2 separate regions of the Homo sapiens genome follow, and region 2 is linked to region 1. Evidence: chromatin loops called from intact Hi-C (ENCODE). Cell type or tissue: heart left ventricle. All regions are shown on one strand. Each heading gives the region's core, and the rest is flanking DNA. Links, peaks and the distances in the headings are about the cores only. Region 1 overlaps CAPN14 (calpain 14). Region 2 has its middle 93 kb from the start of CAPN13.

Region 1 (5,373 bases), core at 254-5,253:
AGAAGAAAGGAGCACTTTGAAAGCGTAGCTTATGGGGTAGGAAAGTATTTTATTTAGGAAAAAAAACCCTTCATTTATTCCAAATGATAAAATGTAAAATGGGTTTCCATAAAGTGCCAGATACATGAGATGTTGTTGATTTTATAAATGATGATCATGTATTTACAGCCTTTTACAGTTTTTTATATCCATTGACTTATTTGTGTCTTTGTCTTTAAAATCTGCCATTGCAAATAGCTGTTTTAATAAACCAATTTTGCCTTGGCCCCTGAAGGCAGTTTTGGAGATATTTTTGGGTGATGGGAGGGTGACACCATGATCCTACTCATGACATTTAGACTATAGTGTGCTGGCTGTGTTGGTGCAGATAGATCTATCTCCACATTGATTAAGCCTGAGAGCCCCTCTGGTGACTTCTCAGTGGGTGGTTTGAGTGGTCCTACATCACTCAGGTGCTAGCCTCACTCTCCTGAGTCTAGGTATCTGCACTGTGGCAACTCAAAGATGACCTGTCTTTGCTGACACCCTTCCTCCAGATTCTCTCCTATACCCCCAAAGCTGAGTACTGAAGACCAGGGGGCAGAGCAATCTCCCCACTCCCACCACGCTTCCCCATCTTCTGTCACTCCAGGGGAAGCAGGGGCGGGAAAATAGAGATCTGGGGCAGGAGAAACTGGGCAAGCACCAGGGTGAAGTCAGCTGAAGGGCTGAGAGTTGACCATCAGCAGTTCTGGAATATCGAAAGCAGAAAGTCTGCCATGAATAAGAAAAAGTGGAAAGTGCAGCCAAGGAGGAGTGAGAAATCACCTGCCAGTGCCAAGGAGGGTGAGGTCAAGGAATCCAGAGGTTGGGTTGTCAAGTCCAGCCCACGCAGGGAAAGCATATCAAAGTGAGGCCTGTTCCAGGCTGTCACAATCTCAGGAAAACAGGACTCTACCTGAACAAGAGGAGATGAAAATACCTACCATTTATTTATCCCTGGTCTTGTTTCTTCTTTCATGTTTTGTATAAAACTTCAGTTATCCAAAGAGAACCTTCTAGATTGCAGATGTGGCCTGGAGCAAGGCACTTCCTGGCTGACTGTAAATAGCACTGTTTTCCTGCCATTGCTGTATTGAGTTAGAGAAATGATTTTGGCTTCCAGGATTTTGAACCTGATGTTTCCCCAATGAAGTATATGTATTTAGATTTATAATGAAGGAAAGGAGGAAATGAGTGTTGTGGGTGATGAGTAGGTAAAAGCGGGCATCATGGAGAAGCAGGCTGTGTATCAAGCTCTCAGGATCTCTGCAAAGATGGTCCTTTGGGGTCACTGGTCTCAGGTCCTGGGTTACCATCTTTTCTCCAGTGTCCTGAGGACAGAGAGGCTACCAAATCCAACAGAAATGAAAGAGAAGAGAGGTGAGAAGATGCACTCTAGCTGTGTGACATTGGACCTCAGTTTATTCATTTGTAAAATGGAGCCCAAATGCCTCCATTCCTGGGTCATTGTGAAGATTAGATAATGCCAGCAGGCTGTAGGCACCCAATGAATGAAGCTCCAATTTTTCCCCTGAGGTAGAACAAGTAATTTCTACAGCTACTATTACTTATTTTTATTTTGGTTTTTAGAGGACATAGTGAAACACCCATGGTTTTATGCTCTATTTCTCTTTTCCTCATCTTCTTCCACATCCTCTTTCTGAATGTATCAAACTACTTCCTTGAAGTGGGGCACCAGGAGGGCCACTCCAGTCTCCAATGCAGGGACTCAGGGGCAGGGATCTCTGAGAAAGTGGCCATCTCGTTATTAAAGCTCTGTCCTCTGCTTCCCTCTCACCTCAGAAGCAGCCCGTTTATTCAACAGAGCTCCAGGTTGCCAGCTAGGGGTTTTCGGGACCATAGACCAAGCAACCCCGAGAGACTGAGTACTGACCTGCAGTTGTTCCAGAAACTCTGCTGGGAATTAGGTTGTGACCTAGAAGTGAACTGACACTAACAGTGAGAAGGCAGGGTAAGAATGCAGTCTAGAGCGCAACCTTTCTCCACTAGACTTGTAAGTAATTTAAGTGAATCCTGTCCCCCTGGGGTTCTATCCTGGCTGGCTCTGCTGGTGAACTTGACTGGCCAGCATAGGGCACTTGATGAGACCCTGGAATGCTGAGGCCAGTTGGGCAGCAAGCTTTCACCTCATCCTTCTGCCCATCTATCCAGCCATTCAAACATTCATTCGCCTGAAGACATTTATCAAGCTCCTGCAATGGGTCAGGCATCTGCTAGGCACTGGGGACACAGAGCTCACAGTCTCCTGGAGGGGGTGAGAGATGACTGACAGGTGGTCTGTGGTGCAGTGTGACCTGGGAATGCACACAGTACTGTGGAAACACGGGAGAGGCATCTAGCACAACCTGAGAGGGCCAGGGGAGGCTTCCTGGCAGGTTTCCCTTTAACCATCTTAAGGGAAAGAGGCACTAGGTAGGAAAATAAAGGGACAGTGGTGTCCCAGACAGAGGGCACTCTACATGGAAAAAAAAAAAAAAAAGAAGACACTAAAGCAAGGGATGAAATGGAGTGCTTGGAACACAGCAAGAGATTCAGAGAAGCCAGAACTTATCTCTGTTGCAAGAAAACCAAGGCTGCTGGGGCAGGCAAGGGCTGATCCCTGCAGGATCTGCCATGGAGTCTGGGTCCTTTCTTGAGAGGCTGAGCCATCATCCAAGAAGTCTAAGCCTGGTCATGAGATGCCCAATCCTTTCCTCTACACCAGAAAGGCTAGGAAGTTAACAGAGTACAGGGGGAGGGAGGTTCAATTCCCTACATTGGCCCTTAGTTCAGGGGACCTTGATCAAATAGCTTAACCTTTTTGAATCTCTACAGCTTCATCAGTCACATGGTGATGACAATATCGACCTCATAGGGCTCTAATGCAGGCTAGATGAAGTAACATATGTGAGCATTTATGGCATTTGGCAGTGCACTTAAAAACGGTGAACTCCACAGACTTCTTTGTGGGGAGGGCACCTTCCTTCCCACTTTTGTGGTATGTGCAGTGGCTTATGTCAACGCTAGGTGGTGCACGATCCCCACACCAGGACATCTTCCAGCTACAGGACCACAGATGACAGTTTCAGCACAAGCTCTTCTGGGAAACCCTGGCTAATGGAATACCTTGCCAGCCAGACTCAGCCCAAAAGGCCAGCTTCAGCCTCACATGGATTCACTTGTCTCTCCTTGTCTCTTTTTTCTGACTAGTGTTTAATTTATGTACTGTACTCTATTTTATATATTGCATTTGTTTCTGAAATTTCTTTCATTTACTTAAGTGCTCAGCTGAAGTGCATCTCCTTGAGGGATATAGCGGCACCCAGCCCATACATCCTGGCATCACAGCACCTGGTTTAGCACATAGCTCATGTTTAATATTTACCAATTTAATGAATGAATGACTTTAAAGTAATTCAGGTGAATCCTGTCATTTAAAAAGTCAGTCTCTACTCAAGTTGCTAACTGAAAATATCAATATATAAGGTTTGCCTAAAGAGACATGTGACTTCTCACTAAAGGGTCCCTCTCTGGTGGCCTAAAGTTTAGAGTCATTCTGATGCCAAATGGCAGGTCCTGACTGAAGAGGCAGTTCAAACCATCACAGATGCCCTCTGAACACGTTCTTCATATCCCGAAATTCAAGATACTAGGGCATCACTTTCTTTTACCCATTCAGAATTCCTTCTCCTGGGAGGATCAACCATTGGGTCAAGTTCCTGAACCTTTTGCTTTCAGGTCGCAAATCACAGAGTGAGTGGTGGGAGGTGGGTGGTCCTGGGCCAGACCCAGGCTCGGGAGAGGCCTGGTATTTAAGCCCCATGCTGGCTCCTGTCTTTATCTTCCATTTTAAGCCTGGGCTTGCATGGTTTCTCCCACTTGCAGAAGAAAATTATGCCAGAAGCCGCATAGCTCAAGACAGGTAGGGTGGGGTGTTGGAAAGGGCAGGCCTCACCTTGACGAGGGGTCTGGGTATTTTTGGTTCTTAAAAGCCATCCATGGAGGCTTCAACAAGTTCCCTAACTTCTGAATTCATCTATTTTAAAAAGCAATTGTGTGCTATTAGAGGGGGTTGGACTGTATAACTTCTAAATCTGCATCTGCCTGGAGATAGCAAATTTGCCAAGAGCACAGGCTGGCCTTTACAAAGGTGCCCGCCTAAGTCCAGCTGTGTCAGTTACCTTTGGCGAGTCGCCACTGTTTGACTCTGTGGTCCAGAGGCCCCTGTGAGGATCTCGTGCCACCACACACATAAGCTGATTGGCATCATGCCGGGCTTCAATGTGTGGTTCACTGTTACCCTTCACAGCCATGTTAACTGCACAGGAGAGTCCCACCTCCACTCTCCAATGGTCTGGGAGGACCTTTCTTCAATAGGGGAGAAGCCAAGTGGTTTCTGAACCAGAGAAAACCGGGCGCTACCATCCTCTGGTGCCTGAAATCCGAGCTTCAGCTCTGCTTGGAAACATCTATTTGAGGACTTTTGGACAAAGGAATCATTTCCCAGAAGGGATCTCTTGGCCAGATGAAATAATTAAAGTGATCCTTGTTTTTAGTTTGACTTCCACTAGCCTCACATGAAGTCTCACCTGAGGGGGAGCCTCACCAAGTGTGATGTTCCTGTCATCCAGCTATCGAGACCCCTTGGGTCATTGGCAGCAACAGCAAGAGGCAGCTCTGCAGAAGCTGTGCAGCCAGCAGCAGCAGCAGCACACACACAAGCAGCCCTGGTGGCCCAGGCTGCGGGACCCCAGGCCAGCCCCCTCCACTCCTTCACCCTTAGTATCACACACCGTTGGAGAAGTGGGCCCACGTCAGGCCCTGCGGAAGGCTGCCTGGTGCACAAACGCTTACTCCTCTTTCAAGTGGCTTTGGGTTCCTTGGTTGCAGCTTTGCTGGTTGACTCATACAGAACATTCTTTCCCTGGTCCTTGGCTTCCTTGACAAGGGAGGACTCAGAGATTGTTAGAGTGCCCTTAGCATGGGGTTTAATGCTGAGAGGACTATGGTGTTCTCAGGGTGCAGATGCTCTTCTGCTCAAACTGCTGCCCTTCTGCCTAAGCAGATAAGCTTCTGGAGGGACTGAGCTGCAAGGAAGCCTCCTGTGGACTCCCATTGTGGAATAAAGACCATGCAGTGAGGTCTGCAGGCATTGACTGGAATAGGCCCTGTGAGATTGCTGCTCAGGCCTGCTTATTGCTGCAGCTCCTTTCTCTGGGATGTATGTGTGTGTGTGTGTGAGCCTGTGTGTGTGTGTGTGTGTGTGTGTGTGTGTGTGTCTTATACCCAGGGTACCAGAAGTGATAGCTTCTTCAGATCAGACTGTACAAGGCTCAGGAGTCAGAAGAGTTG
Region 2 (5,373 bases), core at 280-5,279, 460 kb after region 1:
GGCCAGGAAGGTCACCACTGACTCCCAGGCTCACCACTAGCCTTAAGAGAACCAAGAAGCTGCTACTGCTACCCAAGCCAGACACTACAGGGAGCTGCCAGTAATGGTCCTGACCTCCTGCAGCCTAACACCAGTGACTTGCAAGACAAAACCTCACATCTGCTGAAACCCACCTGACTGCACAACTTGCTGGAGGCAGAATCATATGCCTTCTGCCTCTCTTCTGCCTTCCAAATGTCACCCACATGTATCTCAAGGGTGGGACTTAAAATGTACCTGGATCTGTCCTGGCAAGGGTATTTCTCAGGCTTCCAGCCCCTGCCAAATAGGAGAGAATATAGAAAGTGGTGTAAAAGCTGCCAGGTGCCAAGAGACAACAGCCAGCACAGAGAGGACGAAAATGGAAGGAGAGATAGAAAGACAAAAAGATGGAAATGGGGACCTGAGGAAGGGAGGAAACTTTAGACAGACGAGGAACAGATAGATGAGGCATGGCCAGGAGCAATACAGACAAATTAGATGGGAGAGACAGAGGATACGACAGAAATAGGAAGACTAAAACAGAAGGAAGAAGACTGGGGCCACAGGTGCTGGTAGGAGTATTGGCGATACAGCCCAGCCACGTGAAATCCATTCCCAGTGGAAATGTTTAGTTGCCCAACGCCATCAGAATTGTTTACCTCTGTTCATCTCAGACTTCTGAGGCTGTGAGTTTCAACATTTATATATGTAGGAATTGCCTTGAGTGACTTGTTTACAATTTTGTCTGAGATCCTAATCCAGAAGGTCTGGGGCTGGCCCTGGGGATCTGTGATTTTAAAGCTCCCCAGCTGACGGCACATAGTCCTTGGGTGACATTTCAGGAATCACCGCTTTTGCAACTTCGCTGACTGGTGGCAATTCTCTAGACTGCACCAACCAGGGTGACTGTGAGATCCCTAATGAATGCAAGCTTAAGGCCTACTGTGTTCAGAGGCTTCTTACCCGTCCCACCACAACCACACTCTGCTCCCTGGGATGTCACCAAGATCCCTTTCTACCACCTCCCAGTTCCCAGAGAACTGATGTCCTCATTGATTTTTACCTCTAAACAAGCTAATTAAGCAATAATCTTAAAAGAATCCATCACTCTGACAAGGTTGTTGATTAACAATCCTCCAGCCAAGCCAAAGTGCTTAATATCTCAGCAGAATGGTCAATAATGAGTACAGCAGTGGCACCCGGCTGCAGCAAAGCAGGTGATAGCTGTATCTGAGAAGACGGGTGCAGAATGGGTAATGGGCGCGACCTTGCCGCCTGGTGGAGGACAGAGGAGGGGAGGGTGGACGGGCTTGGGGCTGCACAGATGGGCCATCTCTAGCCAGACTCTAAACCATCCTTTCTGAGGCCACCAAATGCCCCCAGAGGACTTCTAAATCTCAGAGAAACTCTGGATCATAGGAGAAGGGTCATGTGAAAGGTGGTTAGACACATGGACAATTTTGGTTTTGTTTTGTTTTTGTTTTCCGAGACAGTTTTGCTCTCATTGCCCAGGCTGGAGTACAGTGGCACGATCTCAGCTCACTGCAACCTCTGTCTCCAGGGTTCAGGTGATTCTCCTGCCTCAGCCTCCCGAGTAGCTGGGATTACAGGCGCCCGCCAGCCACCACGCCCAGTTAATTTTTGTATTTTTAGTGAAGACAGGGGTTTCACCATGTTGGCCAGGATGGTCTGGAACTCCCGACCTCAGGTGATCCACCCGCCTCGGCCTCCCAAAGTGCTGGGATTACAGGCGTGAGCCACCACGCCCGGCCGACATGGAAAATTTTGCAGCTGTGTCAGTGATATACCCACTCAGAGAAGAGACAGGCAAGACGATAAAATGACTGCCTTTGAGAGGACAATGTTAAGTCCAGGGTAATGTTATCTTTCTCTTTTCTATACTTAAACACTCTTATTTTAAACACCTCTCTGTTCCCTTAAAAAACATTTTCTTTTTTCTGCCTTGGAGGATAGGCTCTTTGACCAAGTGGAATGTGGTAAAACACTGTCCCCGATGGTCAGAATTGTTGCAGCTTCAAATCCTCCAAGGTCCAAAGATTCCTGCCCATTCAATCAGTATCCAGTGTGGGCCACAGAAGGTGGAGCATCCAGGCAGCCCAGCAGGAGCATGCACCATCCAAGCTGCCACAGCTCCATCATCTTCACCTGACTTCATCTTGGTCTGAATCCTAGTCTCACTTTTGCTGTTGTTTGCATAAAGATTGGATGAGCTTGACAAGTACTCTGGACCAAAAGGAAGGAAACTGGCCCCACTTGTGATCTCTGGTCACTGACATGCCACGTCATCTTGCCTCTTTAAGAGTTTCCATTTCCATTCAACCACAAAGTCAGGCCCTCCCTATGGCTAAATTGGCAACATTAACCCACAGTGTGAGTAGGGCAGGGCCTAGGTTATATTCTCAGTCTTGCAACTGCCTCTGTCTGACATTAGTCAGATTCTCCAGTTGGGGGTTTTGCCTGGCCCCTAAATTCTTTCCTTCTAACTCCCTTGTTCTCTGAGACTCTGCCATGGCTTACGCCTAAAGGGCTTTCCTAGAGCCCAGTTCTCCCATTTCGCAGCCTGACAAATAAAATCAATTTCGCCTCTGTTAGAGCCATTGCAACTTCACTACCCATGTATTGAGCCTGGAGTAAGTGCTCAATAGATGTTAAGGGAGTGAATGAATGAGCACATGTGGTGTAAAGATACGCACCACGGGGGAGTGGACAGAGCACTGGGTGAGAACAGAGCACTGGGTGAGAACTCTGGAGTCTAAGGTTCAAGTCCCGGTTCTGCCTCCATCAAGCTGTGTGCCTTAGGGAAATGGCCTTCTCTTCTGGGCTTCCTTCTCCAAAAATGAAGGGGCTGGACTTGCAGATTTCTAAGGTTCCTTCCATGTCACAGACTTGGAGATCCACGTCCTAACAGATTCTACTCCGCAATCATCAGCGAGGGGCAGCAATTAACAGCCAGAAAAAAGCCCCTCCAATTCAGCAACAGCAGCTCTGCTGAGACCCATGCTCTCTGGGGCAGTAAGTCAAAACAGTCCTCCCCTTCTTTAGCCTGGGAGTTGCTGCTTCTTTTATGATGCTTGTGACAATGAAAATTAAAAACCCCTTTCACCTACCTGAGGTTGGCGGTTAAGCCAGCGTTCACATGTTTTGGGGAGGTTAAAAAAAAAAAAAAAAAAAAAAAAAAAAAAAAAAAAAAAAAAATCTGGCCACTGTGCAGCCGCAGATAATGGTGCGACAGTGACACCTAGTGGTCATCTCCACTAATTACTGCTCAGCCCTGCTGCTCAGCACTGCAAGCCAGGAGTTTGCCGGAAGTCAGGCCCTCCCTATGGCTAAATTGGCAACATTAACCCATAGTGTGAGTAGGGCAGGGCCTCGGTTGTAATCTTAGTCTTGCAACTGCCTCTCTGTCTGACCTTAGTCAGCTTCTCCAATTGTGGGTTTGGCCTGACCCCTAAAGTCCTTCCTTCTAATTCCCTTGTTCTCTGAGACCCTGCCATGGCTTATGACTTATAGTTGGGAGTCCTAGGCCCAGGTGGAGAGCAGGATATCCATACCAGGTAGGAGCAGCTCTAGGACCCCAGGGTCCAGCACTGGGACCCTGGGGTTCCACCCAGGATGATTATGCACATCCCTGTCCACACATTCAGTTCCACGCAGCCGCGAGGCAGGACCACACAGCCAGGCCATCAACCATGGATGTTACAGCCAAGGGCTGCCTCCATTTCAGCTGCCAAGGTAGGAGAAAGTAACAAAACCAGCCAGAGAGAAGCCTGGGGGAGCTGACTTTCTATTGGTGGCAGGGGGCAGTTCACCTGGTTTTGCCCACTTTGTGCAACAGAATCTTGCCCTCTTGCTGGGGTCTGTAGGGTTCAGATATCTCTAAAGAACAATGCAGATGGGTTCTTCTTAGCACATTTTACTGCCTATATGTACACCCCACAAACTACAAAGGGTGGAAAGGGAAGCTATGGGTTGAGGCTTTAGAACCTCCCCCACAGGTCACAAGTGCTCACGGTTTAACATGGCTGGGGACATAGTGGCTGAGCTTGTTGAGTCTTTCCTGAGTTCCACATTATTCTTTTTTTTTTAGATGGAGTCTCGCTCTGTCACCCAGGCTGGAGTGCAGTGGCGCGATCTCGGCTCACTGCAAGCTCCGCCACCTGGGTTCACGCCATTCTCCTGCCTCAGCCTCCCGAGTAGCTGGGACTACAGGTGCTGGGCTTTCTGCCACTTGAATCCTGTTTCTTATCACCCGTGTTTGGTCTGTGTTTATGAGTCTTTCTCCAAATGTCATCTGTCCGTACTGCATGGTTTCTACAGAAGACCTTGGTGCCTTCCAATATGCCCACCACTAAAATGCTGGGTGAGGCTTTGCTGATTTCCTCACCCTTACTCCTCATGGTTTTCCCCAGACCATGACCAGGAAGTATGCAATGGTCACACTCTGCGAGCCCTCAAAGGAGGAAGTCATTTGTTCAAGTTGGGGTTGCAAACTCCAGAGCTGCCATAGTTTCTGGCGGTGTGTGGTAATTTTCCCTTGTCATTAAATGACATATGTAAAAATGCTTTTCTGGGCCAGGTGCGGTGGTTCACACCTGTAATCCCAGCACTTTTGGAGGCTGAGGCTGGCAGATTGCTTGAAGTCAGGAGTTCGAGACCAGCCTGACCAACATGGTGAAACCCCGTCTCTACTAAAATATGAAAATTATCTAGGTGTGGCAACATAGCTTGTAATCCCAGCTACTTGGGAAGCTGAGGCAAGAGAATTGCTTGAAACCAGGAGGCAGAGGTTGCAGTGAGCCGAGATCGCACCACCGCACTCCAGCCTGGGCAACAGAGCAAGACTCAAAAAAAAAAAAAAAAAAAAGCTTTTCTGGAGGTGGAGAGAAGGTGAACTATTATTTTAAAACACCTACTATATAACAGACAGAGTCCAGTCAGGAGACAAAAATCACACCAGCAATTTGAATAAGGAAAATGTAATATAAAAAATTATAGGCCGGGCATGGTAGCTCATGCCATAATCCCAGCATTTTGGGAGGCTGAAGCAGGTGGATCACCTGAGGTCAGGAGTTCGAGACCAGCCTGCCCAATATGGTGAAACCCCGTTTCTACTAAAAATACAAAGATTAGCCGGGTGTGGTAGCGGGTCGCTGTAATCCCAGCTACTTGGGAGGCTGAGGCAGGAGAATCACTTGAACCCAGGAGGCGGAGGTTGCAGTGAGCCAAGATCACACTACCACACTCCAGCCTAGGCAACAAGAGCAAAACTCCATCTCAGAAAAAAAATATATATATTATGAAGTAGTAAAAGGTGTTAACTTCTAAAAGGGG

What was found. Hi-C counts contacts between places; a loop is a spot of excess contacts. Peaks named below come from ENCODE experiments on the same cell type or tissue, not always from the same donor. Only the 100,000 strongest peaks of a DNase experiment are listed, where the experiment ranks them.
Region 2: it touches region 1 in a loop (12-fold over the local background); 94 of 110 quality-filtered maps call a loop at or near these places.

Annotation. Positions count from the first base shown.
Region 1 is chr2:31,167,956-31,173,328 of GRCh38, reverse strand. CAPN14 (calpain 14) reads left to right here. Exons shown (of 22, transcript NM_001145122.2): 22 at 1-273. Among named protein-coding and RNA genes, the nearest start is that of GALNT14, 32 kb to the right of the region's middle. In heart left ventricle, for the core only: a CTCF peak has its summit at 3,033; a DNase peak (open chromatin) is centred at 3,068.
Region 2 is chr2:30,712,178-30,717,550 of GRCh38, reverse strand. No RefSeq gene overlaps it. Among named protein-coding and RNA genes, the nearest start is that of CAPN13, 93 kb to the left of the region's middle. RefSeq lists a silencer at 2,421-2,480. In heart left ventricle, for the core only: CTCF peaks have their summits at 3,081 and 3,299 (motif pointing left); a DNase peak (open chromatin) is centred at 3,308.